Linked DNA regions of Homo sapiens: region 1 is linked to region 2. Evidence: chromatin loops called from intact Hi-C (ENCODE). Cell type or tissue: natural killer cell. All regions are shown on one strand. Each heading gives the region's core, and the rest is flanking DNA. Links, peaks and the distances in the headings are about the cores only.

The links. Hi-C counts contacts between places; a loop is a spot of excess contacts. Peaks named below come from ENCODE experiments on the same cell type or tissue, not always from the same donor. Only the 100,000 strongest peaks of a DNase experiment are listed, where the experiment ranks them.
Region 1: a loop joins it to region 2, with 24 times the contacts of the local background. A loop is called at or near these places in 4 of 110 quality-filtered maps.

The regions. Positions count from the first base shown.
Region 1 is chr15:37,757,440-37,774,183 of GRCh38, forward strand. No RefSeq gene overlaps it. Among named protein-coding and RNA genes, the nearest start is that of TMCO5A, 170 kb to the right of the region's middle. In natural killer cell, for the core only: CTCF peaks have their summits at 7,434 (motif pointing right) and 7,666; a DNase peak (open chromatin) is centred at 7,402.
Region 2 is chr15:38,346,454-38,363,197 of GRCh38, forward strand. It overlaps SPRED1 (sprouty related EVH1 domain containing 1), which reads left to right. Exons shown (of 7, transcript NM_152594.3): 6 at 2,969-3,070; 7 at 4,561-10,796. The coding sequence ends at 5,211. Among named protein-coding and RNA genes, the nearest start is that of FAM98B, 99 kb to the right of the region's middle. In natural killer cell, for the core only: a CTCF peak has its summit at 8,104 (motif pointing left); a DNase peak (open chromatin) is centred at 8,068.

The sequences.
Region 1 (16,744 bases), core at 3,131-11,130, 590 kb before region 2:
TAAAGAGCTAGCACTGCAGTACAAAAGATGAAGCAGGTATATAAATAAAGCTAACATAGTACAAAGTGAACAAGTACTATAAGAGGTGTACAAACAACGCCTCTTAGAAAAGGCCATTGAGGCTGGGCGCGGTGGCTAATGCCTGTAATCCCAGCACTTTGGGAGGCCAAGGTGGGCAGATCACCTGAAGTCAGGAGTTCATGACCAGCCTGGCCAACATGGTGAAACCCCAGTGCTACTGAAAATACAAAAATTAACCAGGTGCGGTGGTAGGCACCTGTAATCCCAGCTACTTGGGAGGCTGAGGCAGGATAATTGCTTGAACCTGGAAGGTGGAGGTTGCAGAGAGCTGAGATTGCACCACTGCACTCCAAACTGGGCAGCAGAGCAAGACTCCATCAAAAAAAAAAAAAAAAAGAGAAAGGAAAGAAAGAGAGAGAGAGAAAGCAGAAGGAAGGAAGGAAGGAAAAGCAAAAGCAAAAGCAAAGGCCATTGATGTGAAATGAGCATTTCCAGCAAAGGATGGCTTTTGGGAGAGATTAAATTTGAGTTGGACATTAACACAGAATTTAGGTAGCAGGGGCTGGGGGAAAGCAGACAAACTTGAAAGGAAGAAAACTATCCAGGGCCAGGTGGACGGGGGCTCACACGTGTAATCCCAGCACTTTCAGAGGCTGAGGCAGGCAGATTGCTTGAGCTCAGGAATTCAAGACCAGCCTGGGCAACATGGTGAAACCCCATCTCTAAAAACCATACAAAAATTCACCAGGCATAGTGGCGAGCGCCTGTGTTCCCAGCTACTCAGGAGGCTGAGGTGGGAGGATTGCTGGAACCCAGGAGGTTGAGGCTACAGTGAGCCAAGATTGTGCCACTGAGCAACACAGCAAGACCCTATCTCAAAAAAGGAAGAAAGAAAGAAAGAAAGAAAGAAAGAAAGAAAGAAAGAAAGAAAGAAAGAAAGAAAGAAAGAGAAAGAGGAAGGAAGGAAGGAGGGAGGGAGGGAGGGAGGGAGGAAGGAAGGAGGGAGGGAGGGAGGGAGGGAGAGAGAGAGAAAGAAAACTATCAAGGCTGAGGTATGGTGTGCACCCAGACAAGAAGATCAGGAAGCACAATGTACACATAGGGAGCAACAGACAATGTAGTCAGACCAAATGCAGAGAATACAAAGGTCAGGAGAGAGAAATCAAGCTGGAAAGGCTGGCAGGTACCCAGGTCATGAGGGAGGCTTAGCGAAGAAAACACAAAGATAAGAACTTTGGACTTTACTACTAAGCACTGGGGAGCCATTAAAAGTTTTTGAGACTAAAATGACATGAGGATATTAAACAGATTAATCAGTAAGAAGCATGATGGATAGACTGGAAAGGTCAAATAACTGAGCTAAGAGAACAAACTAGGCAGCCCCTGCCCTGGGTGAGGTGAGCACTAATTCAGGAAGAAGTTAACGTAGTGGCAAAAGGAGTGGATGGTGCCAGGGGTTTGGGAGTCTGAGGAGATCTGAGAATGTTGATAGGCTGGGCTGAGAGGAAGAGCCCAGTGAGAGAGAGATGATGGAGACACAAAGAATGTGTAGAAAAATGGTGGAGTAATGTCCAAACGGAGGTGGCAGCAAGGCGCAATTGGAGCAGGCTGGATTTCACAAGTAGGGATGGAGTAGGGATGGTGGTAGTCAACTAAGAATAAGGAGGCTTGGGGGCAATCAGTGATTTTATAAAGAAAGAAAAATGTCTACACCAACCAATGCAGGGGACAGGTTAGAAAAGAGTCTAGGAGGCGAGTGTGCACATTATCAGACAAAAAAGCACACTTCACTCATACTGGTAGTGCATGAAGTGGTGCTCAAAATTAAAACAGGCAACACCGCCAAATAAGGCCATGGTAGATTCGAATTTCCAACACAACACTTTGTGGAATAAATATACAGAGCTACACCTAAAGCAGCAACACCCTGAGAGTCACACAATTAGAAAACTATGTGATGGTTTGGTCTAAATGAAGTGAAACTGTTTTATGTGACCTTTCTCTATTAATTTAGCTAAGTTGATGTAGGTTAGGTTCTGTTTTGTTTTTATATTATGTATAGACGAACCTCTTATTTCACTATTAAGTAATATGTATTAAGTGACTCTGGCACAAGATACAAATTTTCTTCCCACATAAATCTCCTGTTCACAAAACAAGTATCAGAGGTAAATAAGCAAAGAAAATGGCCAGGGAACAGCAGTGGATGATGGGTCCAGGACATGTTCTTTTGAGACCAGGTGCAAGGAGAGGCGCTGAAGGAAATGCCTGCCTCCTCACCCCATACCACTCTTCAGAGAGGTGACGATTGTTCTCCAGCCCCAGGGGAGTAGGTTCATCAAATTTAAGCCCTCTCTGTCAGTAATGAAAAGAGCTGGCACTTCATTTTTTCTCCAATTTTGCTAACTACGGGTTCTCCCTCAAAGTACAGGACCACCACATTAGAGGCAGAAGGAAAGGGCTTAGCTCTCCACTGCACATTTTCTGAGAGATGGGAATGAATGTGTTTCAGGAAGACAGAAATTATTCATATGGAATACTGATCTTAAAAGAGAGGATATAATGGCTATGTGTTTGTTTACTAAGAATACACCTAAAGTATATTATATAATAAGTTGCACTTTACTTTTGTGGAGTGCAGATTTTTTTTAAATGTTGCTACTATACAAATAGTTATCAATCATAAGATTTTTCTCCCGGCCAGGCGCGGGGGCTTACGCCTGCAATCCCAGCACTTTGGGAGGCCGAGGCGGGAAGGTCATAAGGTCAGGAGTTCGAGACCCACATGGCCAATATGGTGAGACCCTGTCTCTACTAAAAAAACAAAAATTACCCCGGCGTTGTGGTGGGTGCCTGTAGTCTCAGCTACTCGGGAGGCTGAGGCAGGAGAATCGCTTGCACCCAAGAGGCAGAGGTCGTAGTGAGCCAAGATTGTGCCACTGCACTCCAACCTGGGGCACCAAGCGAGACTCCATCTCAATAAAACAAAAAATAAACAAACAAAAAATTTCTCCCATACCTCTATACCTCTCCTCTTTCCAGTCCTTGCCATCTCCAGCACATATATAGTCACTTGAATTCAAAGTATAGGTCAACACGTGGTACTATAAAATAAAGCTTTACACTTCTCAGTGTTTGCTCTTATAAAATAAATTTTTAAAATTATATAATTACAGTCTAGATACATGGATCCTTCTACACAGGATACATGACAAATAAGAACATTTTCCAGACAAAGAAGTCCACTGAGATGTAGGCATTAATTTAATAAAATGGGCGTGAGTCAGTGTTGCCTTGGGAAAACAGATGTTAGAGATGCTGGTACCCTGTGCTAGAATGTTTCCTCCCCACCAACTTTTTCTCCTATTTTAAGATGCCAATAAACACCACACACAGAGGTGCTTATTGGTGTCTTGAAATAAGATAAAAAGCAGGTTAGCACTAAGCACTGGGAACAAAGAAACATGAGAAAAGTAAGCTGAGTCATACTTAAAAAAGAGATTAAGTGGAAAAGCCCCTGATTTCAAGAAACCCTTCTGTATCTCTGGGCAGTAAAGGATTAATTCAGCAGGCCTGGGCTGCTCAAACCCTACACATTTCCGAGGTCTTCAAGACTGACCCTTGGTCCAACTCCTGGAGATGACTTTTTAGCCTTGAAGTATCCTATTTTTTTCTTTTTTTCACGATGGAGTCTCGCTCTGTTGTCTAGGCTAGAGTGCAGTAGTGCAATCTCGGCTCACTGCAACCTCCACCTCCTGGGTTCTAGCGATTCCCCTGCTTGAGCCCCCCGAATAGCTAGGATTACAGGTGTGTGTCACCACGCCCAGCTAATTTTTGCATTTTTAGTGGAGACAGGGGTTTCATCATATTGGCCAGGCTGGTCTCGAACTCCTGAATGGTAGTGATCTGCTCACCTTGGCCTCCAATAGTGCTGGGATTACATAAGTGAGCCACCAAGCTCAATCTGGAGTATGCTACTTAATAAGAGTGTCTTGCATGTACCTGAAGCTTTGGTCCATACCAAATAGTGCATGCTAACAATAGTGCATGCTAACAATGTGATTTATGGTGAACACTTGTTTTTGTGTGCCTGGGCTTTGGGCCACACTGTATCAGCTGGACCTCTTGATCAGCAATTGTTGCAACCAATTTTTCTGACTTTGCAAAAGAGAGCCCACCCAAAGTACACAGGTTAAATCAAGTGGAGAATAAACCTGAATTACTTTGAATATTCAGCACAGTGTGTGAGCAAAGTTACTCTAATAATTCTTTTTCTAATATTACTATCATCTTTATGGAAACTCATGGAACTGTTTCATATTTAATACAGGCTTTAGGTAAAAATTGGTTAATTAAAATTAAAAAGCAATGTCCCTGTTTTGTGTTAGAAGAATAAACCAAAAGCTTAGTAATCCTCTCCAGATTCTATTCTATAGAATTATTATTATTTCTCCATTACTTCACCTGGTGAACTTCTGGTTACTCTTTAAGACCTAGGCTGAAAGTCACCCACTCCCGTCGCACTATGTGGTCTTTTACAACTCTTACAAAATATGCTTCTCTCAGTGCTCCCAAAATCTCTTTACATGTTTTCTAAACACAGGTCACATTGCATGCACAACGTGTTTTGTTTTCACGTCTCTCTAATTTACAGGATTGTGAGTTCCTCATGGTAAGGGCAGCAATCATTTGATGTTTCTGGTCTGCAAGACCTCTCTCATGTCCTGCTATATAGGAGGCACTCACTTAACATTAAATACCTAAGTAAGATAAAGAATGCATGGATAAACAAAATAAATAGATACACTAATCTTGAACTCTTACAAATAACTAGGTAAGAGAGATTATACATCATTCTATTTGCACGGTTTTGAAAAAAATTCTTCCTCCTAAGAGATCATGATGGGCAGAGTGCTGGAACAAATTTTATCTATGAAAGAGTTGATGTTTTCCAGGCAGAGGAGTTGTGATAATGAGGATTAAGGCATACAGCCTATTGCCTGGGAGTAGAAAGAGTAATATTAAATACTAGGGTTAGCTATTATTTATAAAGTTATGGTAATCTTTCTTGAAGATATCTGGATTTCTGAATTAGGTTCTTACACCTGTAACAACAAAAACAGTAACATGTCTTCAAAAAATCAAAATCAACTTATATCTAGTTTTAATTCCTAGTAAAATTGGCAGGAAGATGGTAGGTGAAGTCTGCAATCATACTCACGGCAAGAGTCAACTTCAAAATATTTGGGGCCTAGTCTACTAACCACCAGAGAGGCCTTTACTTCCTGAAGTGGTCTTTCTAGAAGGGCTGTTTCAGGAAGGTAGTCTCTCCTTTCAACCAATATTTATGAAGCATCTACCATGTGAGAGTCTTTGTGCTAGGCTCTGTGAGAGCTATAGAGAGGTGAATAAGCCACGGTTATTGCCCTCAAGGAATTTTCAATAAAAACTTGTCTTCAGACGCCAAAAAGCAAGGGGTACTATCACTACACAAAGAAATAAGATAGTTTGGAGTAGAGAATCACATACCAACTCTTGGTACAGTTATAAAAGGCATGTTCAAAAGTGATTTGTTTGTGAAAATCTCATTTCCATTTGAGTTTCTGTTTTGAGCATTAGGAGGTACAGATCATTAGAGCAAACCATGTGCAGAAGTCACCTAGCCCCTAGTTTCAAATCCCCCATGACTATCAGATGATAGAGGAAGGTTAAAAGAAAAAACGAAAGATAAAATTTTGTCATCTATAATCTAGGTGAACTCATCTCTGAATCGTACTGGGATCTTAAAAGAAGAATATCACAGAAGGGAAAGAAAACGGAGGGGCGCTGGCAATGGCTAAGAAAACTAACCAAGCTATAGAACTGTCCCCAGAAAGGCATGGTCAGTATCTGAAGGGCATCATTTGTCCCCCTGAAGAAGTAAACTTTCCTCCACAAAATGTAAGATCCAAACTAGTAGTGGTAATCTCCTAGCAATGTTCCTATCCCATTTACAGTTGGGACTGTAGCCGAAGTGAACAGCATCCAACCACTACCGGAAAGAGATATGTGATCGTAATAACACCAGAAATTTAATAAGCATTTACCATGTGCCAAGAAGTGTACTACACACTTAATCTCCAAGACCACACACAAAAAAGTATATTTTATAGGTGATAAAACAGACGTTTAGAAGTTCATTATCTTACCCAAGGTCATACGACTAGGAAGTAGCACCAACTTCTTTGATTCTAGAAACTGTACTTCTGAAGCTCAATAACTAGGTTGAGGATCAGAAACTCAGCCCAATGGGCTGAACTCCAAGGCCAGGACTCTACTTCTGACATTTGTAAGGCAGAAGCCTGGTCACAATGGCAAGTATGGAAAAAGAGAAAAACTTGTAATTCACTGGCCACAAATACCTAGGACCTATAAATTTAGGGAAACAAAACCAATTTTAATTCCCCATTAGTGAGATAAATCTCAATGAAAACAAACAAACAAAAAAAGGAAGTGAAATTAAATACAGCATACAATATTTGAGAAATACCTAATATGAAGAATATTTTCCTTCAGTTGTTTTAATAGTGAGTGTGTGAGCAAAGTTACTTTAATAATTCTTTTTCTAATATAACTATCATCTTTATGGAATCTCAGTGAACTGCTCCATATGTAATATAGGCTTTAGGTGAAAATTAATTAAAATTAAAAGGCAAAGTCCCTGTTTGTGTTAAAAGGTCAAACCAGAAGCTTGGTAATCCTCTCCATATTCTATTCTATAGAATTATTATTTCTCCATTACTTCACTTTGTACTTGGATAAATTATATTACTTGGATACAATACATTACTTGGATACAGAATATTGGAGATACATATATACTATATATATAATAGTATATTACTAGGATAAAGTGTATATTACTCCTTTATACTTGGATATATTAATAAATATGGTCCTGTATCTTCTCTCTTAAATGTCTTTAAAAATGGGATTTTAATGTAGGATGGCTTAAGAGAACCAATATAGAAAGAGATAACAGATTCTGGGGCCAATTAAGGTATGAAATCCTAGAAAACAGGTGTCTTATCGACTTGATGAGACATCAGAAGATAAACTGTACACAGACTCTGGAAAATTACTAGCTTTCATTGAATACAAGATGCTGCAACAAGTCTTCACAAAGAAATTAATGAAACTGGCTTTGGTTATTATCCTCTTCTGGCAAACTTCTTTTTCTTAGGGGGTTAAAAAGATACACAGAAGGCAGATAAAAGTGTTATATACGTGCAATTTTAGTTCCACTTCATCTTTGACAACAACTGAGCTTCACAAAATGGCTTCTGTTCCCAGCATGCTCTTTCCCCATTTCCCCACTTAAATCTAGGGAGAACACGCTATCATTCTGCCACTAGATGGCACTGCCACAAATTGGGATGGACAGTACTCTGTGGACCCTAAACTTCTAACAATTTAGAGAAAAAGCAATAAAGATTAAATATACAACAAAATGCAATAAACATTAGAGTGATGCAGAGAACAGTGCAACAAACAAACAAAATATACTGAAAGAGTATTGTCCCAATGGGACATAAATCAGGAAAGATCCTACTTTATGACTAGATTCTCTCTCGGATACACTAAGATATAATGTTATTTGTCCAACACATTTTGGCTCCCGATATTTTTCCTTTCAAGCTATTGAAGTTAATATTTAACAAACACATTTTCTGCCAAGTTTTAATGTGATATCATCCTCTGAAGAAACAAAGTCCAGAAATAATTTGTCTTTCTGGCAATATTTATTAGTATTTTGACACAAAACCTGAATTATTATTGAAAGTAAATAGGAAATCAAGGACTCAGATCTCTTGAATTTTTTTAAGGTGCTCTCAAGGTTAACATGTACTCTGTGGCAATGAAGAGGCGGATAAATAAAGGCTATATGGTGTCATATAATCTGTAATATTTCCTATAACTGTGACTATTTTTTAAATAAATTTTTCTAGATGACAAATTTAATTTCCCCTTTGGTTTTGTTTATACGTTGGAGTCTCTGGTGTCAGAGAACTGAACACAAAGCTAAGTACTCCAGGTCTCTCTACTTTTCTTTTGACTCTGAAATTTACAGCTGTGAACTTCCCATAAGATCTTTTTATTTCAAAAGAATTATGTATGTAATGTGTAGTTTAATATAATTATATATAATTGATTATATAATTGAAGATATAACTATATTTATATACTATTATACATTATTATATGTTATATATAATTATGTTGTTAATTATACTTTATTTTATATATGAATATACATATATATCTCCATTAAAAAATGTCTCAACTTGGTAAGGAAAAGAAAAAGGAACTAACTTGAGTCCCATTCAGGAAGTTCCTGAAACGCCTACTAAAACAATGTGAAAGACAGCAAATTCCCGTCTTCTCACAGCTGGCTGTGTTTAAAAGAACCACAGGAAATGAACCAGCTTTCAACCTGTTAGCCACTTTCAACGGGCAAATGGCTGCAAGCCCTTGGGGACCAAGGGATCGATTTAAGATGGCACAGCAAAGCTGAAAACTGGCCCCAGTCCAGCAGTTTCAGCCTTGAATTAATAGGGGTGTGTGTGTGTGTGCGCGCGTGTGTGTGTGTGTATAAAACAGTACATACACGCACACACCCACACACAGCCAATAAATGTTATATGAACTCTGCATGCCTTCTGTTCTAAATTTAAACAGGAAATAAAGTTAGGTCATTGCTACCTTTTGGTCAGGGCAAGGATGACAATCACAAAAATTTTGCAAAACATATTCAAAGAAGGAAACAGGAGGAAGGTGTGATAGGGGTTTGACTGTCTACCAAAACAGTCCAAAAAATAGTTTATAATAAACATCTTAGGCCCACAGAAAGGCTGTGAATGCCAGAGTGAATTTTTCCATCCTCCAGCAATGCCTTTATTGTGATGGTCTGGACTGTAATTAGGGCTTTTCTTGAACAGGTATTGGAGAGACAGTGAACAGGGTCATTTGTGAGCATTTGCTTCTGTTCCGGGGAAAAACGGCCCAGTCAGTCACTGAGAGTTTGACTCCTTAAAGAGCTTTACCATTCCTTCACAGTTGTTTGTTCTGAGACTACAGATAGACCAAGGAAAATCTGAAACCCTCCAGAAGCATTTCTTTCACAACGAGCCACTACACTGAAGCATATAGTATTTGACAGCCTTTTGTGAGTAGCAGAGTCCGTGGATTTTTTTCTCTCCAGCAGTGATATCCTTTCACCTCATTATAAAATATAACCTGTCATAGCTAAATTGAGGAGTTTTTTAACAGGGCTGGAAAACTCATCTTTAATTACTGCATAGGAGAATGCTTCTGAATTATCAACTGTGCAGAAAAAGACTGAAAGGCAATCTGACCACTGCAAGAAACAGACATTCCTTGATAGAGAAGCCATGTTGTTGGGTTTTCAGTTTCTCGGGTGATGGTGCTTTGATAGTGATGGCTTTGAAATTCATATAAGATGAAGAAGAAAAAGAAGCACTTTCATTAGCCTAGTAGTATTGTGTGTACGCTTAACTGTCTATGCACAAATTGGTTTAAGGATTTTATTGGGTTGTTAGTCTTAGATTATAAATATCTAGATGTGAACTCCAGGACATTTTCTAATGGAAGTTTTCTTTATAGCAGCTTAATGTGTTGGTTACTATCCCAAGTTTTGACAGACTTGCTTCCAAAATTCAAGCTCTGCTACTAACTAGCTGATAATCTTGGCAATTACCAACTCTCTAAACTTTGGTTATCTTATCTGCAAAAGGGAGAGTTCATCGTACCTACCTCATATGCCTGTTGAGAATATTAAATGAGATAATGAATGTGAAGTGTTTATCAAAGTGCTCAGAGTGTTATAACCACTCAATAAACAGTAGCTATCATTACTAGAATTGCATTGAATTTTTGATAGTTTTGTCTGAGAATGAAAATTATATTTTCTAAGGTAGACTAAGAATTAAAAAGAAGTGTCCCTTTTTTGCAAGTGGGCATAGGAAACAATTCTTCAGATGTCTGTCTCCCAGTTACAGAAACAGGACAGGAGACAAACCAATAGACCCTTGGACATCGGACACACCAAGTCCTATTTTAAATATGTCCTCTCAAAGCCAATATTTTGATTCTGCAGATTAGTCAATTACTCAAGCTATTTCTCAAAAAAAGAAAAGTTTCCAATGGACAAATAACTGGGAAATGCTAAATATAACATTTCAGTCTTGGAAATTCACAATGCACACTGGTATATTAAACATTTCAAAAAGTCTTGCAGTAAAGAAATCATGTTTACTTTGGCTGATTCAGGTTCCCCAAGCCTACCTGATAATATAACATTTTTTTTTCACCCAGTGGTTATTGCTGCACTAATAATTCATTCAGTATATTACATGCCAGCCACGGTGTCAAGCATTTTACATATATTAACTCATTAAATCATAACAACAATACTATGAGATTGGTATCCTTATTATTTCTATTTTACTCGCCCAAGATTGCTCAGTCACTAAGTGATAGCAGGATTCAAATCCTAGCACTCTGACGTGAGTCACATTCTGAATCAGCATTTTATATTGCTTCTTATGATATGCAATATGTGTATCAGTTACGTGTTAATCAGTTCTGGCATTGCTATTACATAAAGAAATACCCAAGGCTGGGTAGTTTATTAAGAAAGAGGTTTAATTGGCTAATGCTTCTACGGGCCGTACAAGAAGCATGATGCTGACATCTGCTTCTGGCGAGGGCTTCAAGGAGCTTGCAATCATGGCAGAAGGTGAAGGGGTGAACTGATTCATCACACAGCAAGAGCAGGACCGAGAGAGAGAGAGACAGAAGCCACACACTTTTAAACAACTAGATCTGATGTGGACTCAGTGTGAGAACTCACTCATCACCAAGGGGACGGTGCTAAGCAATTCATGAGGGACCCATCTGCATGTTCCAAACAATTCCTACTAAGCCCACCTCCGACACCGGGGGTTACATTTCAACATGAGATTTGGAGGACAAACATCCAAGACATATCAATTTGGGATGTTTTACCTCCAAATAACAGAAATCTCAGTCAAAATTGATTTAAAGAAAAGAGGGAGTTTGTCAGACATGGTGGCTCACGCCTGTAATCCCAGCACGTTGGGAAGCCAAAGTGGGCAGATCACTTGTGGTCAGGAATTTGAGACCAGCCTGGCCAACATAGCGAAACCCTGACTCTACTAAAAATACAAACATTGCGGTGGTGCACGCCTATAATCCCAGCTACTCAGGAGGTTGAGGCAGGAGAATCAGTCGCTTAAATCCAGGAGGCAGAGGTTGCAGTGAGCTGAGATCACAGTACTATACTGTAGCCTGGGCAACAGAGAGAGTGAGACTCCGTCTCAAAAAAGAAAAACAAAACAAAAAAAACCAAAGGACTAAGGGAGTTTATGGTCACACTTAACTAAAAAATAGTGTGAGTTTCAAGCACCAGGTGTGTATGCAGCTTCATTCTCTGAAATTCACTCATTCATCTCTGACGTCCTCCTTATGTCAGCTTCATCCCCAGGCAGCTCCCTTATATTATAGTAGTCTCTCCAGGTAGTACCTGCTTATCTCCAAACAGAAGAGAAAGCTTCCTTTCCTCCAAACATTGAATAAAATTGTTAGCCTCTTCTGATTAAGCCGTATGCCCACCTTGTATCATTCACTATGGCCATAGAAATGTGAAGTGCTGATTGTTTTCGGTTTGTTTACACCTCAACAAATTATGGTAGAGTGGATGGGCTTAGGTCAGTCAGGGCCCATTTGTGAAGCTGAGATTACAGCCAATTCCAGGCAAGCTGCATTACAGGGAAATTGGGTTTTTCCAGGAAAGAGAAATGGAGAAATGGAGTCCTGTAGATTTTGCTTTGAATAAAAGAATCCCCATTCAAGCCTAAGGTAAGTGTTCTGTGAAATATACTTTCAAAAATACCATTCCTATTTTTCTTTTTCTTATTCCTGCACCCTCTAGTGTCTTATAACAAAATGGAGAAAAGGGGGTTAGGGAAACTGAAGCCAATGGAGACAATACATCTAAGCCTTGACTTTTCCCTGACAATTTTACCTCTTGTTCCATCAATCCTGACGGTTCCTACAACAGAAATAGACTATAGAACTGTCTTGACAATTTTCAATTGGGAAATAGAAGTGGCTCTGCAATCTATTAATTATTTTAATAAAAAACACCTAACTTCTTCTCTGTATTTTAAACAACCCAAAGGATATGGAACCATAGAGTAGAAGTAAAATCACACTTCCCTTTGCTCACTCTTTCTATTCTCCTTCTCAGAGGTCATCAATTTGGTATATATATATTCCTAAACTCTCCAAATAGATACACACATAAAAATATATCTTTTGTAACATAAATGGGAACATGTTTTTTTTCACTTAGATATACATCTAAGTATATTCCCATCAGTACAAACAGATCTTCATTCTTTTTAACTGCTGCATAGAATATCACAGTATGCATGTACTGTCACTTAAGTTTTTCCAGTTGTGCCTTGGCAAACATGTAAGAATTTCTAATGCTTTTTACTATCTAAAAAAGAAAGGCTCAAATTCCTGCCCCATCCTTGTACTTGCTACTTTTAGCACATGTGAAAGTTTTTCTCTAAGACTACAACCCACCAGTGAAATTGCTTGGTTAAAGGAGTTTGAACACTTTAAATTTTGATAGAATTTACCAAATTGCCTTCCAAAAGACTGCTCCAATTTACACTCCCACCAACAGCGTCTAAGAGTACCTGTTTCTCCACTGGACATTAGCAATCTTTTCGCATTCAATTTCAAAGAGTAATCAACAGGACTCCAGTTAACTCTGTGATGAAAGTGGCTCCCTAACAGCTTTAAGAATGTATCATTAGACACAAAAGAAAACAATTATTTGGTGTGACCTCACTCTGTGATTGGTATTATAATAATAATAATAATAATAATAATAATAAAACCCTCTTGATTGAACAGCTACTTACCTTAGACTTTAAAGGCATTAACTACCTGCCTTACAGTGTTTTTAAGAGGTCAATAAAGGTTATTTATCCCCATTTTGCAGATGCAGATTTTAAAGCATAATAAAGTAAGTAAAAATTTCTACTAGGGTGTGTAGAAGAATGGAAAATAAGAATGCAGTTCTTTTGAGTTTCTACATCTTCATTTTCTGGTGATAAGGCAGCCTCTCAAATCCAAAAACAAAGCTCTGACATGCAACCTTTTATAGCCAGTGAAAATCCAGCTACTTGCCTTAGAAGCAAATTTCTTCCTTAACTCCCACTTAAAGCTGAATCACAACTAAGAAATACAACAGAGTGCAAAGCAAAGAAACTTCAGGTTCAGTTTTTAGACATGTGGTGGCCTTCGCTTCCTCTGGGAAAGGTTACTAGTGTCCTTTCATTGGCTGTCCCTGCTGATGTGGAGGGAAATGAACAGAAAATAAGGTGCAATCTGAAGAATTCAATATTAACTTCTCCTATGCTCCTAGATAGTCATGGAAAAATTCAAGGACTTATAAACTTAAAGTCCCCATAGAGTAGGTGACAGAAACACTGGCACCTTACTTGGGGCACTTTTGTCATCATCGCTTCGAGCTCAGCCCCAGATATATGTCCCAGAGGGAAGCCATGCGGGCTTTAATGCATATCTGGTTTCTTTGCAGAGAAGTCACAACTTACCCAACATACTTGTTCACAGAAAATCTAAATGAAATCTCAGATTGATGACAGCTGGCCCAGGGAAGGCAAGAACACCCCTTCACATGTGGGAGCAAGCTACTTGCACACCTTGAGATGAATACGTTTCTTCTAAGTATTTGGTTGTTTTATAGATTTCAATCTCAGGTCAACAGATTGTAATGGCATCAATACAAATATAAAGCAGTCACAAGGATTGTGACAAAGTGGATTTCTAGACCGGAAATGAATTTTTTCTTAAATTAAGAATGCTTAGCTAGTGTAAGAGTAAATGTCAATATTCTTCTGCAAAGAGTTTTCTTTTCTCTATTTCTGGCTTCAGTACCTTGACTTGGAGGCACAATCCTGTGCTACATCTACCCAGGCTCCATCAACATCCAGTATTCCCTGTCTAAAGCTTTGACACATTTGTCACAACAGCTAAGGTTGAGGAAAGGAGTTGAAACGATTTCACAAGGCTTGTTATGACTCACATGGCCCCTCTGTAGTCCTCTTAACTTCCTTTGTTCCCATCCTTCCAATAAAACATGAGCACCAGCCGTTTCCCCTTGCACAGTGTGAGGCAGAAAGGCTGAAGCCTTTGAGCTGCTGTTCCAGTCTACAGATCATTAGAGCAGATGATACTGTTCAGTACATCAAACCCTTCATGCCAACTTCTAAATGAGGGAGAAAACTGAAGTGATGACAATGATCTATCAGTACCCCTTTTAATAAAGATACTTTTCGTTAATAAAAATGCTCCTTTTAATAAAATTTAAAGAAAATCTTAAGGCCTTAGGACCATGTGGAGAGGGGGTTGGGAGTATAGGTAAGAAGAGAGAGGAGAGTGACTGGAAAAAAATGAAGTGGAGAAGGAATAAAGAAAATAAAGGATACATATTTGGTGTCCTGGGTGTATTATCCTGCTGCTCAATCTCCCACTAAGATCTGTAGCTCTGTGGTTCTTTAGAAGACATCAGATAACTCCAACTGTTTTCTAAAGTTTAAATATCACAGATTGATAGGCCCTGAGTTAGGATGGAGACATCTGTGGTTGAATGTGTCTCTGGGAGACAAGGATAATGACAACTTGTATTTTCAGAGGGTCTTTCTCTCAAAGCAGAAGGCATTTCATACATTTGATCTAATTATACTTCCACAACAATGATGGCATCTGGGAAGAAAGTAGGAGTTGGGACAGTGAGTGTTATGGAGGTAAGGATGTAAATACCATTATCATTATTTCTTGCCTAATGAAAATAAAACATGGAGTGTTTCTAAAAGTGCCCTAAGACACAGTTTTTAAGCTCCTTAGCTGCTCTAATTTTTTATTCAAATAAAAACTGATGCTAAACACTAACATAAAAAACAGAAACAAACCCATCTCTGAAAAAAATAAAATCAATGCTGAACTGCCTTTGATGAAACTGCCTTAGGGTCCTACCTGTCTACTCTTTTTCTCTACTTTTCTCTATCCTTTAAAACTAATAGAAATAAGTATTAGAGAGAAATAATTACTTTCCCAGATGAGGCAATAAAGAAACTACCAATGTAGAATATGAATCAATCTCCCAAATTCTATTCCAGTCAAGCGATATAACCACCCAAGAATGATAAAGAACTAGCACCTGTTGTTACAAGCGAGGGATACAAAGTTTATCTTCACAAACCATCATCACGTACAACCTAGGTATCTTTTTAACACATTTTCCTGTGGAAATAAAATTTATTGAGAAGGATTTTAATAACTGCATGGTAGCATTACATTTGCCAACCACAGAATTATGACTGCTTACCGCAGGCATTCTGAGAACACAGACTGAACTTATTGACATGACTTTTTATTACTGTCTTATAATATAATTGTTACAAATTCTATGAAGGCCAAGTTTTACCAAAGTTTCTGGAAACATCATTTTTGGACTTTCAAATTTGACAAAGGAAAGCCCCACCCTACGTCTATCCTTCTCAGGATGCTAATGCAGTATTGCTAGTAGTAGCAAGTACATGCGTTCATTGAAGGAGATATGAACTAAAAATATGACCCTATGGATCTGTTATGACTAAGAAGGAATGTCTTTCTGTGGCAGCTAAGTGAAGTGACAGTCTGGAGCAGATTCCAAGCAACCCACATCCTCTCTTAGTGCCAGAGGAAGGTTTGCGGCCTAGGATGAAAGTGATATGATAAAAGTGTGTGAAATTCTATCGGAAAACAACTCAAGTGTCCTCATTTATTTTTTCCAACCTGTGTAATGGAATTTTTAACTGTATTTTGCAGGTCCTCTCTACCCAGTGTGACCTCCAAATATGCACTATAGGGAAAATACAACAAAAAATCAAAGGCAAAGCTGGCTTAAGTTCTTGTCTTTTGCTGTTTCTATCAATGCAAATTAAATTTTTAAAATTCTTTTTCTATGATAATCACTTTTACTGTGATTTTTGGTAAGAAACTCAAAATGCCTTGTAGTCCATGAGTCATGGTCTATCTTAGACTGGAGTGTCACCACATGTCTTAGTGTGTTACTAGTAGACCAAAAGCAAAGGCAAAAGGAGAAATTCTAAAGAAAGAGAAAAGTGAGAAGTTGGAAAATACAATAAAAAGAAGTGATTGAGAATATAATGAAAGAAAGTGATTGGGAAGAAAAGGATAAGAAGAATGAGAAAGAGATGAGTTTGAAAGGATTAAGTACCCAGGAATGTCACCTGTGATTATGGACCATCAATCAAATGTTAGAAAAGCCAAACAATATTGTCTATCTACCTGTACATATGAAGAGAATCAGGGAAGTTACGTTATTTTCACACATCATAATCATTATAACACAACAATCTTTTACAAATTGAAAAATAGACTTCAGCAGCTTTATAAGGTATAGCTACTATTGATTATAGACACATAATTATTGAACAATGAATTTTTTATTCATGCTATTTCTGCTCCTCAAACCCACAACAAGTAATTAACAGAATTGGCATTAGAATCTACTCGTTTGTCATTTTTTCTCTAAATC
Region 2 (16,744 bases), core at 4,127-12,126:
AAAGATTTATGACATGTTTAATACATAAAAAAGAATGTATTCACTGAATACTTGAGAAACCACGAAACAACTTAAAAAAGGAACACCCCCAATCTATACCTTTGCCTTCATCCTAGAGGTAACTATTACCTGGAATTGTATTTGTCTAACATTCTCATGCTTTCCTTGATAGTTCTAAAACTTGTTTCTTTTTATTCTCCCAATTGGATATTTCAGTTGTTTTCAGGTTTTTATTGTTACAGGCATACTGCTAGTACAAACTTTCTTGTCCGCAGCTATTCATGTGCATGAGTTTCTTTGGAGTGTTCAGGAGTGGACTTTTTACATTGATGTGCTACAGAAGGTTCTGGGACAAATTGGACTTTAGGATTGATGTGTACCACCTACAGGGGATATGTATTGAGTATTTGAAAGACTTCGGAAATAACTGTGATTGTTCCTTTACAAATGGATTTTAACTGCATGCTTTCATATGGCCTTGTTACTAGGTAATCAAATGTTCTGTGTTACTTCCCTGTATATTCTGGATTCAGATCTTTCTGAGTTTTATTTGTGGCTAGTATCTCCTAGTTGGTGATTATTTTTCACTCTTTGTGGTGTTTTGGTGAGCAGACATTATAAATTTTAATGCAGTTGAATTTATCATTTCTCATTATTTTTACAGACTCTTCCCTATCCTCATCTTAAAGATTTTCTTCCTAATCTAAAAGTTTTAAAGTTTTGTCTTTAATCCACTTTAATTTGATTTCTCTTCTATGGTAGGGACCAAATTTTATTTTTTCCACATAGGTTACTAATTGTCCCCGCACTGTTTATTGGAGCCTTTCCCCGCACTGATATGCAGTACCATATCTGACACATCAATTCTCTATATATGTTTGAGTCTGTTTCTGATGTCTCTAATCTAAATTAGTGTCACATTGTCATCTTTACTGTAGAAATGCTGTAGCTCTATAATAACTTAATATTTGTAGAGAAAGTGCCTAACTTTGTTTTCCCGCTTGGATCTTTTTTTTTTTTTTTTTTTTTTTTCAATTTGGCTGTTTGCCCTTTTAAAATATTTAGAATCAGCTTGTCAAATCTGATGAAGAATCCTTTTGTGGTTTATATTTGAATTGCGCTGAATGTGTGTGTTAGTTTAGGGGATAATTTATCATCTTATTCGTGAATATGATATATACCTCTGTTTAGCTCTTCTTCTGTATCTTTACATAAAACTTTGTATTTTCTTTGTGAAAAGATAATACATATTTTATAGGATTATTTCTTTGTACCATTTTTGTTGTTCTATTATAAATGGAATCCTTTTAAAATTTTAATTGTGACCAGCTTTGAAGAAGCATCTCTTATGACTTTTTCAGCTGATAAATTTTCCTGAAGATTATAGCAAAAGTACCAAATTTTGAGGGTATTAAAAAGCAGAAATTAATTGGGGTGTATCTTATCACATCTGTTTTTAGTAAGTGTGAAAAGGTCAATATTGTCCATTTATTTGTCTTTTCACTTAGAGATTGTGTGAGAGAACTAATATTCATAGACCCTGTTGACTCAGGTAGTTTTCAAAGTGTGTATGTGTTTAAGTGGTGTGTGTGACTTTTTTCTGAGACAGTGGTGAGAAAATTGACATTTTTACTCTTTAGAATAGTTCTTAGAAATGTATATTTAATATACTAGTTGAGGTCATTGTGTTCTATCAGGAAAAAAAATTGTTCTCTCTGCTTCCTTTTGTGTAATGTTCTTCTGTTTTTCTTTTTTTCACTTGACCAAATATCTAGCTTATTCTGTGTTTACTTCAAGTCGCATTTCCTTTCATGCCTTCCCAGACCATTTAATCCATAGTTATTTCCTCTTGTTAATTTCTAAATTCTTACAGATTCTACTTATAAACATAGAATGGCCTCCATATTGTATCATTAAATGCAGAGACCAAGGGCACAGTACAAAGGGTCCTATTTTAAAGATCTGTGTGTGTGTGTGTGTGTGTGTCTGTGTGTGTAAAAATTTTTGGAGGAATGCACTAAAAAATTTTTTTTATGATAGTTAACTTTTAAAACTGGGTCTGAAAGGTCTAAGATGGAAGGAAGAGTTTTACTTCATGTGCTTTTATACTATTTGAAAATTTTGCTATCTGCATGTATTACTATTTATTTTCAGGGTTATAGTGTTTATTAAGTATGTAACAGTAGGAGTTGGCTCAAAATTATCTGGAAAAATAAGAAGTAAACAAGATTGCCAAAATGTTGATGATAAGTGAAGCTAGATAATAGACCCATGGTGATTCATAACATTATTCTCTCCTTTTATGTATATTAGAATTTTTCACCATAAAATTTTAAAAATTAAACATTGATATATTCTAGCTATAATTTAGGTCTGAAATGGGCTTTGCAATTCGAAACACTTGTAAATGTATCAGGACACTAAAGATTCCTATTTTTTTATTGCTATATAATTCACCTACCACAAAATCATCCTTTAAAAAAGTATGTAATTTGGTGGTTTTTATTATATTCACAAGATTGTGCAGCCATCAGCAGTATCAAATTCCATATCACTTCCCAAAAAACCCACACTGATTATCAGTCATTGCCCCTCCTTCCCTATTCCCAGCCCCTGGCAACCATTATTGTGACATGTGTAACTACTTTATTTCTCTTTGTGGTTGAATAATATTCCACTCTATGGATTTACTACATTTTGTTTATCCGTTCATTAGTTGATGAATATTTGGGTTGTTTGTACTTTTTTGACTATGTATTCATTACTTGTTAAAGTTTAAATATGTAAGAAAAGACCTATGGTTTTTGTTTGTGTTTTAGGTGGGGGGAAATGATTCTATTTTTATTCTCAAAACCGTTTTTGAAAAACTTTACTGCTAATAAATTATGAGGTTTTGGAACATACACTGTACAGTTTCATTAAAAGTAAAATTCTTGTGTCATTTAAGTAGAAATTGTTTGTATTTTAGATAACATTTGGTCAGCCAGGCTTGGACATTCAGAGCAGAAGTATGGAATACGTACAGCGGCAAATATCCAAGGAATGTGGAAGCCTAAAGTCCCAAAATAGGGTAAGTAATGTTAGTTTATCTTGTGATATGGAATTTAACTAATTAATAGATAGGTAAAGTTTTCCAGTCTTTCTAATTCTCCATATAGTTGAATTGTACTAGAAAATTTTTCATTGTATAAATTTGCTGCCTATGTGCTTAAACGCTGTTAGTTAAAAACTCTGCAAACTTCTCATTTGAGTCTAAAAGATTGCCAGAGCTGCATTTATTAGATAGGACCAAAAGGAATTATATATTGTTAATTAAATAAACTGTATCTGTCACCCCACCTTTAGCTCAGACCTAGAATTTTCTTAGCCCTAATTCCATGTATCTAGGAAATAGAAGTTTGCCCCAAACTGAGTCAGATGCTTACTTGTAGTAGACTAGTCACTGTGTCCAGGGACTGGAGCTAAAGATACAAATTTGTCTACTTAGAAGCCTGCATTTATGGATGATGTAAGGGGTCAAAAGACTTAATTTTGTTCTTTGGCCTCAAAGAACCAACCTTCCCAGAAGGGTTGTGGAAGTAGGGGTATTTTACGTCATTGTTCAGAGACTTTTTGTGTACCCAAGCTACACACATGTGTGTCTTTGTATTAATTTGCTAGGACTCCCACAACAAAATATTACAGACTGGGTAGCTTCAACAACAGAAATTTATTTTCTCACAATTCTTAGAAGTTCAAGATCAAGGTTGTTGGTAGGTTTGGTTTCTTCTGAGGCCTTTCTTCTTGGCTTGCAGGTAGCTGCCCTCACATGGTCTTTCCTCACTTTGCCCTCACATGCTCTTTCCTCTGCCCGTACATCCCTGGTGTCTTTCTCTGTGTGTCCAAATTTCCTCATAAAGAAAACAGTCAGATTGGATTAAAGTCTCTCTTAAGGGCCACATTTTAACTTAGTCACCTCTTAAAAGGCTCTATATCCAAATACAGTCGCATTACTGGAGGTTAGGGCTTCAGCATATGAATTTGAAGAGGACATAAGTCAGACCATAACATTTTGTCCTTTGTTCCCAAAATCATGCCCTTCTCACTTGCAAAATACATTCATCCTTATCCTAACAGCCCCAAAGACATAACCCATTCCAGCATCAACTCTTAAGTCCCAAATCTCATCTAAATAACGTCTTTCAATCAAGTGTGGGTAAGTGGCTCATGCAATAGTAGAGGTACAGATCCAAAACAGGGTAGGCTGTCTGGAGACCCAAGAAATAGTTGTAGTCTGAGTCCAAAGGCACCCTGCTGGCAGAATTTCTTCTTGCTCAGGGGGAGCTCAGTCTTAGTTCTAGTAAAGCCTTCAACTGATTTTATGAGGTCCGCCTATACCACAGAAGGTACTGTGCTTTCCTCATAGTCCACCAACTGAAATGTTGATCTCATCCCAAAAACATATCATAGAAATGTCCAGAATAATATTTCAACAAATATCTGGACACTGGCCCCACCAAGGTGACACGTAAAATTAACCATCATAGCCCTCATTGCAGTTTTTATCTGTTTCTTTTTTAGGTCCCTTTGAAATCAATCAGACATGTCAGCTTTCAAGATGAGGATGAGATTGTCAGAATAAACCCTCGAGATATCTTAATACGTCGCTATGCAGACTACAGACATCCTGACATGTGGAAAAATGACTTGGAAAGAGATGATGCTGATTCCAGTATTCAGTTTTCTAAACCAGACAGTAAAAAATCAGACTATCTGTACTCTTGTGGGGATGAGACTAAGTTAAGTTCACCCAAAGACTCTGTGGTATTTAAGACGCAGCCTTCCTCATTAAAAATTAAGAAGTCAAAACGAAGAAAAGAGGATGGTGAACGTTCTCGCTGCGTATACTGCCAGGAAAGGTTTAATCATGAAGAAAATGTTAGGGGAAAATGTCAGGATGCTCCAGACCCTATTAAAAGATGCATATATCAAGTTAGTTGCATGCTCTGTGCAGAGAGCATGTTGTATCATTGTATGTCAGACTCAGAGGGAGATTTTTCTGATCCCTGTTCGTGTGACACTAGCGACGACAAGTTCTGCTTGCGATGGTTAGCCCTGGTAGCTTTGTCTTTCATTGTACCATGTATGTGCTGCTACGTCCCTTTGAGAATGTGCCATCGCTGTGGTGAGGCATGTGGTTGCTGTGGTGGGAAACATAAAGCTGCTGGATGAAATGGTCCAGTGCCAAAATGAGCTTAAAATCTTTGTTTCCAGGAATTAGCTAACTTGGATTTGTGGAAGCTTTTGGCAAGCAATATGGAATCTTGCCTGGTATCATTGAGCCCACACATGGAGGAAGCAGAACTCATCAGTTCTTGGCGTTTCACGCCATGCCTAACTTTTCCCTTGAGTGCATGGCATGTTTTGTTACAGGTTGTAGAGTATTTGCAGAAGGAAACCATTTCTGGTTATTTGGCTATAAAAAGTCAGCATAAAATATGATCCAACTAAAAGGGATTAATTTTTGGCATTTTTGTATATTTATGCATTAGGTGATGGGACTTTTAAAGGTTTGAATTTATTAGGACACGAACTAAAAATAAAAGTGCACTAGGGGACAGTTGATTTCAATCTAAGAAAAGTTAACACTTGGGAATTACAAGAAGTAAAACAAGTGCAACTAAATCATTTATTAGTTGTTTTTTGAAAGCAGTTTTATGTATAAATAACAAATGTTTATATTTAACTAAATGTAAGGTACGAATTATTACATATTAAACTTTTCTTCCCCTTCCTAGTTCTGAAGTAGATATATATATATATATATCTACTGTCACATTCCATATATTTTGAATATTTAACTCATCTAGTTAATAATGTTTTTATTCCATGCGAATGATTTGATATTTTCATCCTTATTTCTCTTTGGCTACAATTTATATTGAGTTATATCTGTACATTCTGGTAATCTAAAATCCTTAAAAATACTCTAATAGCCTTGAGTGACCAACTTTTTTTTTAAAGCACAGATGTAATTGTCTAATGTTCTGATGGGAACGTAACACTTATTTTTATATAAAAAGAGACTGAGTAAACAAACATTATAGAAAAAAAGTGAAGTTTTTTAGTTGTTTTTTGTGGTATTCAACCAGCAAGTTGTTTTCTTTCAGAGTTTCCTCCTTCAAAAAGTTATATTGCATTTACAAATGTTTTACAAGGCAGAAAGTTTGACTGGATAGTTAGTGTAAAAGCTTCATGTTGAGATCTTCACGTATCATTCTGCTAAACCAGAATATGTTCAGCTGTGTTACTAATTTTTCAGCTTAATCCTCAGTGCTTATTATTTACATAACAATAACTTTTTATCAGTTACATTTTATTTTTATTTAAACTGGCCAAAAGCAAAATTATTTTATGTTAAAATGTGTGCTAAACTATCCCAGGAAAGTATTTAATCCAACATTGTAAATGAAGTATCTTGTACATATAAATTTATTTCTTTTGCAGAGCATTATATTACTGGATGTTTAATTTACAAAATAGTTGGGTAAATGTTCCAACAAACTTTAAAGTACCTTGAAGTCAAATTGTCTGTTTTTGTTTTGTTGTTGTTGTTGTTGTTTTCTTAAGTGTTACATTAAAACTCTAACCAAGGAAAGGGTTCTTTAAGAACATTCCCTTAGAGGGATAAAGTTGAGAAGTGTGCCTTTTTTTTAATGGCTTGAAGTTTCAGAGGTGATAAAAATTAAAATCACACTACTATTTGAAGCTCATTTTCTATGCAGGTTTTTAAACGTCATTTATGTATCATTCTTTTTATATATCACACTTAAGCTTGTGTTAGCTTTTTTCTTTTGCCCCAGATCAAACTGAACAATGTATATAACACTATCTGTCTGTAAAATACTTTTTTTAAGAAAGCATTTATATTTATATGACAGCTTGAACTGACAACATTGTGTATATAGATCATCTTGAAGTATTATTTCACATTGAAAAGAAGAAAATATATTGATAACTATAGATGTTATGAAGAAGAGGGTATTTCTAGTTTTGTACTAAAAATCAATTGGATGAACTAAATCCAAAACATGACACTGTAGGCAGCAGTTTTAAGTCTTATTTTTACTGTTTATATATTTGAATGCTGCTACAACAGATGATCTTCATCCCTGAAGTTTTCAGCTAAACTTGGTTTCCTAGAATAGACTGTTAACTTTCAAAATTTTTATTGGTGAAATGGAAATACTGTTTTTCCTTGTGAATGAATTTTCATATTTGTAAGTGCTAAGTTTATAATTCAGGTTTGATCAAGGTGTGAATAACTGAAGAAAATAACTTGCTGGCTATATAGGAAAATGCTGTGGAAATGAACTGTGTATATACTTCTGGGAGGAACAAATTTAATCATTTCTTCTGTTAAGCACTAATCAGTATAGTGCAACTCCTGGTTCTGTACTGTATTTTATATGCAACATATATGCTTTAATATTTTAATGTTTGTGCATTAATATTTTCAATTTGTTTAACCACTTTGCTGCTAAGATTTTGCCGTCCCATTCCCATTTTTTCCTTTACAATTTTAAACAAGTTTCTTCATTAAAAACTATGGTGATGAAATGGTTTTTATTTTACCTTGGATCTTTATAGTTAACATACCCAGTTTCTTAATCAGTCTACAAGACTAACTGATGATATAATGTTCTCTGAATCCCTATATGGAAATTTTCTTTTGAGTAAATGAGAATTCCTTTGTGAAAGCAAATGGGTAGTTTAAATCACTGATTCTTAAACATGTGTATAGGCACCTTCAGGAACATTTTCTCATTCTCTGTACAGATTCGGCACTGCCAATTGGCTTTTCCTCTAAAACTTTTCTTTGTTTTTATCTGATATAAGCAGATGGCTCAAGACAACTGCTTGAGTAATAGTATTGAAAATGGAATCATCTAGACGGCATGACAAGCAAGACTGGTCTGATGAACTTGTTCAGAATTGATAATTCTTAAATATTTCTCTTGGCTTCAAAAGGGACATCATTTGATTTCTGAAGAAGTATGTCGTGTGGAGCTTCAGCACCACCTACTGGATGATTTCCAGGCCAGAGACATGAGATGGCAATAGGGATCTGACAGGGTTCATCACTACTACCATTAAAGGGCTATTTATGTGGTGACCACCTCTACCAGGGAAACCAGGAATAAGAACTGTCTCAAAGGAATTGTAAAATGGTTATTTACCTAATGTGTCTTGTTGGCTTGCTGAAAGATTTTAAGCACTTTTTTCTTACATATCCTGTTTTAAAATATTTGTTGATATTTGGGACTGGCAATCAAACTTAATGGATGTACTGAGGCATTTATAGAACCAGTTGCTTTAACTCTCAAAAGCCATTACCAAAATGGTATTTTTTTCCTCCTTCCGCCAGTCAGGGAGAATTTTTAAAAATAATAATCAAAACATGAAAAAACATAATCACACCTGTATTTTATCATGACAGCTTCAGAGAGTGTGTGTGTACGTTTTTCTCTCTTTTATTTGAGACGGAGTTTCACTCTTGTTGCCCAGGCTGGAGTGCAATGGTGCGATCTCAGCTCACTGCAACCTCCGCCTCCTGGGTTCAAGCGATTCTCCTGCCTCAGCCTCCCAAGTAGCTGGGATTACAGGCACCCACCACCATGCCCAGCTAAGTTTTGGTATTTTAGTAGAGATGGGGTTTCACCATGTTGGCCAGGCTGGTCTTGAACTCCTGACCTTAGGTGATCCACCCACCTCGGCCTCCCAAAGTGCTGGGATTACAGGCATGAGCTACTGCGCCCAGCCGTGTGTATGTTTCTGAAATGATGATGGGGTGGGGTTAAAATCTAAAGGGAAAAACTTGAAACTACCTATTTTCATTGGTTATTCAGCAGTGCCTAAAATGAGCTTTTGAAGTAATGTAAATGCACTTTCAATTCATGTGTATAGTGCCATCTGATATCTTGGGTAAGTCTTGCTTTTTCTTTTCTTTTTCCTCTCCCCTGCCCCCTTAATTAAATGGCACGGAAATGTTTCTTAATATGCACGTGAGTCTCCAGAGTACAGGAAATGTGCTTTCCTCTAAATGGTCAATGTAAAGAATCTTAAGGATATTTCTTGTGTTGAAATTTACATTCGATTTTGTGATTACACTTGGAAGTATGTGTTAAATTGGGTTTTTAATTGTAGCCCAAAGGTGCATTAAGCAAGTGTAACATTTTTTCCACATAAAACTTAGAAAACTTTAGTTACCTGAAAAGCAAGGATTCTTTACTAATTATTATGCTCATTCTTGATTTGACTTCCATGTTCACACTTCAAAGTGTAAGAGGAAGCACTAGAAACTGGCATTATTGTTGCACTAAAAAAGTCTATAAATCATAATAGCACCATGAGGTGTTTTGCAATGAGACAAACATGAAGAATGAATTTCTTTAAGAGAGAAACACAACCGGAGGTGATTTATATAAACCAAAAGAAAAAAAAAGGCTTTAAGGTATTAGGTACTGTTTGCCTAGCAGCCAGGTGGTTATAAAAGATTCATATGCTTTGGTACACTGATAAATGTTAGCCATTATTCCTGAAAGCTTCTTAAATTGCATCAGTTGTTTTGAAATTTTTTCAAGAATAAACTAGTTGAAAAGTCTTTGTATTAAAAATACACATAGATTTTTGTGAACATTTCCAGTGTGTAGTGTCGTTTGCTTTCTATTTCTGACCTCAAAAGTGCCTCACTTGTATATTATTTCCATTAAAAGCTTGACTGCATTCTTTCTAATGAACAATGAAAAACTGTTTAACTCATGTCATAATGTGTCTCCTCAGATATAGTTAACTAGCTTGATAGTTTTGAGTATATAATGTAAATAATACATTATAAGTTTGTAACCATTTCTGTTACTTCATACCCGTGTAATTGGACATAGCAGATGATTATCATAAGAATTTGTTTTAATGGTTTTTTTCCCTCCTGGAATTACCTGATTAAACCTGTCATGAATTATAAAAGGACTTTTTCTTATTCTCCTAGAGCTTATCAAATTATCACATAAGAGATAATTACTGGAGGAGAAAGTAAAAATGGAAGCTTTTGATAATTAGCTCTGTTCTTTAAAAGTATACTTTTAAACTGAAAGTTCACATATAGTTCATCTTAATAACATATTTATTCATCCTTAATTGTATTCAGATTTTTTTTTAAGTCTCTAAGCTAATAATGTTATATTTATTGGTTTGGTAACATGTTGCAGCTAAGCTAATGACCTTAAGTGGCAATTGTTTAACCCAGGACTACTGATTTTTTTATATTCAAGTCAGTTTCATCGTTTTACTTAACTCGCCATATAACCAAAAATAACGAATAATCTAAAGGAAAGGTTATTAGGACAGTAATAAAAAATTATAGTGTATCTCAACACTAGAATAAGTTGGATTACTATATTATAGTTTATTTGAAAAATCAAGGAGTAACTGTATCTTTACCATTAATTATGAAATGTAGTCTCATGTGCTTATTTACAGGTTTTTCAGAATTTGCTTTACATTCTTCACATCAAGTTAATACCCACAAGTAAGTAGAATAGCTTTTATAACAAGGAAATTGAAACTAGGGTTCTAGCTTGGCTATCAATATAAGTGTCATGCACATAGTGCTCCTTAAAGAAAAAGACATCGACATCAATGGTATGAAAGCTGTAGTCACTCTTTAAATTGAACTGCTCTAAGATTTGCAGTTTTAGTGAGATCTGAAATGATGGTTCAAAAAATACATTCATAATAAAAGTCTTAACAAAATCACAGTTGAAATAGTGTTTCTTTTGTCTTTATTTTTGTTACATAATGTATTTTATACATGATTACTTTTAATCCTCAAGTAACCTTGTAAGTATTATCTTCCTTATTTTTCTAAGGAAGAGATTTGGGCATCAAAAGGTCAAAATACCAGATAACACAGAGGCACCAGGTCTGAAACAAATTGACTCCAAAGCATAGGCTTTTCTTCCTGATGCAGTTTCAGCTTTCTGTTACAGGAGTCACAGATACACTTCATAAAATAATCATTCTGTTAAAATGAAATTCTATTTATTATTTTAAGCTGGAGTAATTTTGTTTTATAAAGGAATAATTTCTTAATTTCTACTCTCCCTTGTCCATTTCTGGGCCCCCTATCTCACTAAGTTGTGGTACGTGATCCACAGTATGGCATGGGAATTTTTTAAATTGGAGGATAATTGTGATAATGCTTCAAGATATGCCAGTTGTGAGTTGATCCAATGGGAAGCACTAAAAACATACATAGTTCAGTTTGTGGAATTGTTCATTTTGCTCAATTGGTGGTATTTTATTGGAGGGATTCATTTTCACCAAAGCAGCAATACTTCTCCTTGAGGCAGTAGGAAACAATGCTCTAAAATGAGCCGTGTATACAGTACTCTTCCGACCTCCCGCTCCCCCCGCCCCCCCCCCCCCAAATGATGAGCGATTCATCTGTCAGTTATTCCACAGAGCCTCTTTTGGGAACCAAAGTTGCATTTATTGTCAGGACTACTTTTTTTTTTTTTTTTTTTCTGGAGACACAGTCTCGCTCTGTGCCCAGGCTGGAGTGCAGTGAGCAATCACATTACACTGCAAACTTGACCTCCCAGGCTCAAACAACCTTTCCACCTCAGCCTCCCAAGTAGCTGGGACCACAACAATTGCCACCATACCCAGCTAATTTTTTTCTTTTTTTGTAGAGACAAGGTGATGCTGTGTTACCCAAGCTAGTTTCGAACTCCTGGGCTCAAGCAATCCTTCTACTTCGACCTCCCCAAAGTGCTGAGATGACTGGCATGAGCCACCGCACCCGGCCAGGACTACTACTGAAACATGTTTCCCACAATGAGATTAGTATTCTCTCAAAATTACTGGTTCTGTTAACCTGGAAATAATTTATAATAACCAAGATGCTATGTGCAATTAGGAAGAAAGGAGGACAAAGAATTCCAGAATATTCAGTATTGAAATGTCAAGACTATTATCTCAACAATAAAATTTAAATTAAAATTTAACTTAAACCTGTCTTTCATTTCTATCACTTAGTTTCGTATTGCCAGTTGCAAGGCACCAATTTAAGTGCTGGTTTTTTTCCTTTTAAAATGTATTGTGATACATCTCCTTGTAGATTATTTTTCTTGCCAAACAAACCCCATTTTTTTGTGCTCCACGTTTTCCTCTCCCCTTTTTTTCTATTAATTAATGTTTCTCCAACTTCTCCAAATCTATGAGAGGAAGAATTCATGGAGAAGAAATGTTCATGAGTATATTTTACATTTTCTTTAAAAATTCTTGTATTCATCCAAAGAAAGTCCAGCAAGCTTGAATATATGTCTTCCGTTGGTAGGGGAAGCAAATGATTCGCAATCCCTTAAAATTTAAGAGAAAACAAAGTTGTATGAATTCACAAGCTTCTAACTGGTTAATAGTTTTTGTTTAAAACTGCTGAACTAAAGTGCTAACAATAACATGATTCTCTAGAGTCTAAGAAGAAAATGGGGATCCAAACCAAATTATTTAAATAATAAAATGATAAAGTTGAATTCACTGAAGTTTTAGGGCTGAAAGGCACCTTAAAGATCAGTACGACACCCTCATTTTATAAATGTAGTAATGGATCCAAGAAGGTTTAGATACTACTGCAAGGTTGTCATTCACTTAACATACACAGTAACACAATCTGTACTAAACTCTATATCCAACTGCCTAAAATACATTTCTTGCAAGTACCTTAAATTCAATATGCCCAAAACTGACATATTTCCCCCATTCTTCAAACCTTTTTTCTCTCTGCCTTGAGGTGACACCACTGCCTATCCAGTGGGCTAAGCCAGAAACCAGGTCATTAGAGAAAAAAAAAATTTATTTTTAGTAGAAACAGAGTCTTGCTATGTTGCCCAAGCTGGTCTCAAACTCCTGAGCTCAAGTGATCCACCCTCCTCGGCCTCCCAAAGTGCTGGGATTACAGGCATGAGCCACTGCACCTGGCCTTCATCTTTATTTTCTCATTTCCCCTTACTTTTCACTATTGGTTCTCAATTTCCTACAGTTCTGTTTCTTAAGTATCCCTCAAGTCTGTCCATGTTCTTCTATCCCCACTGTAACTATCTTAGTAGAAGTCTTCTCACTATTGACATTAGAAGGTAGGCATTGAATGAATCACTTGGATGCCATTATTTTTAATAAGAGATAGTCTGTATTTTAAATGTGATTAAGAAGGTGAAAATACTTCATACTGTAACTAAAAAGTGATCTTCAGATTGAGATATTCCCAGATCTAGACAAAATCTAAAAATGGTTTACAGTGGGATTGCAGAATCAGATGATGGTGACTTGAAAGAACACCGCAGGACCTAGGACCAACTAGAAAATTAAGACTAAGTTGAACTATGGAGTACAAACTTATAGAAATGGTAAACTTTAAACTTCATTTTCACTTTTCCTCAAACCCATTATTTTTTCTAAGTAATTTTAAACGTATTATCTTATTTGTTGTCGTGGGTTTTTGTCTTAGAGCGTAGGTGAATGAAGAGTCCCTTACTGGAAACCATTGGAATCTTGTCGCTGGTAGCATTTTAAGTAAGTCAGTAGCTCTGTAATCATGTGAGCCTGTATTCAAAAGATTTTCTTTGCCTTTTCCAACTCACTTTTTGCCAAAGCAAGATCAGAAATAGCCTACCTAGTGTAGATTTCTTTCATAGGAAAAAGAAATCTCCAGGTAAGCTTGACTACCTAAAGGATGTGGAGGAGGTATGGTTGTTTTTTTTTTTTTCTTTTTGAGACGGAGTTTCGCTCTTGTTGCCAGGCTGGAGTGCAGTGGCGCAATCTCGGCTCACCGCAACCTCCGCCTCCCGGGTTCAAGCGATTCTCCTGCCTCAGCCTCCCAAGTAGCTGGGATTACAGGTATGAGCCACCAAGCCCGGCTAATTTTTGTATTTTTAGGAGAGATGGGGTTTCTCCGTGTTGGTCAGGCTGGTCTCGATCTCCTGACCTCAGGTGCTCTGCCCGCCTCGGCCTCCCAAAGAGGTTTCATATACAGTAGTCAGGGAAGGCTATGCACATAAGTGGGGAAGGAACCACGCAGGTTAGAGGAGAATGAATGCAAAGGCTCTTAATAGAAGGGAACTTGGCTTCTTAATGAAGAGCAAGAAGCTAGTAGGGCTGGAAGGGCTGGGTGAGGCTGCTCTTGGATGGAGGTAAGACCACAAGTGCCAGATCTTCTGGGAATCTGGAAGTCGTGGTAAAGAGTTCAGCTTTTATTCTGAGGGTAATAGGAATTCACTGGAAGGTTTTCAAGTGGGAAATTTTGCAATCTGTTATTTGGCCTTTCAAAAGGAAAGAAAACCCAATACTGGTTTCAGATTTTTTTTTTTTTTTTTTTTTTGAGACGGAGTCTCACTCTGTAGCCCAGGCTGGAGTGCAGTGGCATGATCTCGGCTCACTGCAAGCTCTGCCTCTTGGGTTCAAGTCATCCTCCTGCCTCAGCCTCCCGAGTAGCTGGGACTACAGGCACCCGCCACCACGCCTGGCTAATTTTTTGTATTTTTAGTAGAGACGGGGTTTCACCGTGTTAGCCAGGATGGTCTCGATTTCCTGATCTCGTGATCCTCCCGCCTCGGCCTCCCAAAGTGCTGGGATTACAGGCTGGTTTCAGATCTTGTTGGGGTGGTATTGTATTACCTGAGGCTTTGTCCTAAGCATTCTGCTGAAATGCTCTCTACAGGGCCCCTGACTGCCTCCACATGTCTAAATGTGATGGATGTTTTTTAGACCTCACCTCACTGAGCAACTTTTGGCACATTCTTCCTTGATGCTACACTATCCTTGTTTCCTCAAATTTCACTTGTCACTTCTCTAAGCACTACAAGCTGGAATTCTTCAGGGTGCAGCAATAAACTCTCTCTAGCAATACTCCCTGCTTAGAGAGTTAAATGCCCTATTTCTGTTTGTGGTATCCACATTTAGATCTTCTACTTGACATACCTACTGGGGGTCTCACTGGCATTTCAGTTTTAATGAGGCCAAAACAGAACTGATTTTCCCCTCCAAACCTGCTCCACCTCCAGGATGCTTTATTTTAAGAAATGATCATAATTCACCCAGTTGTTCAGAGATTTCATCTTTTTGCTTCATGCTTTAAATACAGACCAACGAGAGATTCAACTTAAAAATAAATTTCAATCCTGAATAGTCCTCACCATGGGCACCACTGCCATCTCAGTCCAAGGTTGAATGATCTCTTGCCTATACTTCTATAACAGCTTTCCTACTTCTACTCACTCACCTCAGGGTCTTTTATTTTTAGAAAGATTCATTACTTTATGTTCACTGAATATTCATCTTTTCCATTATCATAGTTTTAGGATTAATTGTTGTTTTTTCTTAATTGGACAATTATTTTCCTTATTCTCCTCCTTTCCTTCCTACTTGTATTTTGTGTACAAGTAATGAGGAAAGAGAATTTAACATTTATTGTATGCCTGTTAGGTACCAGACAATGTGTTGAACACATTCACATATATTACTTAATTACTCAATACTTTTGTAATGTAGGCATGGTTACTTCCATTTCACACATGAAACAAGGCATATAAAAATTGAGAAACTTAGCTATGTTCTTAAGTGTGAGAGCTAAAATTCAAACCCTGGTCTATCTGCTTCCCATTCTTTCCTGGCTTCCATTCTACTCCTGTGGGGTTCATCTCCATTGTCCCCTTCTTAAATCCCTGGTCTGTCTTCTTTTATTTCTATTTATTATTTTTGCTCAACCTGCATTGTCTCTTTTTTCCCTTCAAATTTCTGTCTTTGTATTTTCTCTTATTCTGCATTTTCTGGTATACTCACTGACCTATCTTACCCATAAATAACACTCAAGTATACTAAATCTTTGAAGGACTGACTGTGTGGTTACTTTCATGACGCCCATCAATATCAAAGCCACTTAAAAATGTTAAGTCTATGCTTAGAAATTTTTAGAAAGAAAATGACTAACTAGAAGGTCAGTGTGAGCCTCTGTAGCCTGTTTCTGCAATGCCTTATATTCTAACAAAGAGGCCTTTATTTGCTTCCTTGTAATGGGGCAGCATTAAGTCCATTGTGCTTAGCAAATGCTGGCACTTACCCATTACTCCCTGTAGTTTGATCGGCAGTTGATTAAAGTCATCTCCACTTCTGACGACATAGGTTTAACCTGTGTGCATCTTATTAGAAACTATTTCCTCTTAAGTATTTAAAACCCATTATTTTCAATATGAATACTTTTCTTAGTCTTTTAATTTTCTCCACTTAATTTTTAGTAAAAGCAAACTTAATAATGCGTGATGTTTTAACCAGGAATAAATTACTATCTATTTTATTTCTTTTCTTTTCTTTTTTTTTCTTTTTTTCTTTTTGAAATGGAATCTTGCTCTGTCGCCCAGGCTGGAGTGCAGTGGCGCGATCTCGGCTCATTGCAAGCTCCACCTCCCGGGTTCACGCCATTCTCCTGCCTCAGCCTCCGGAGTAGCTGGGACTACAGGCCCCTGCCACCGCGCCCGGCTAACTTTTGTATTTTTAGTAGAGACAGGGTTTCACCATGTTAGCCAGGATGGTCTCGATCTCCTGACTTCATGATCCATCCGCCTCGGCCTCCCGAAGTGCTGGGATTACAGGCGTGAGCCATCGCGTCCAACCCTATCTATTTTATTTCTATTTTTTAATTTAACTTTTAAGT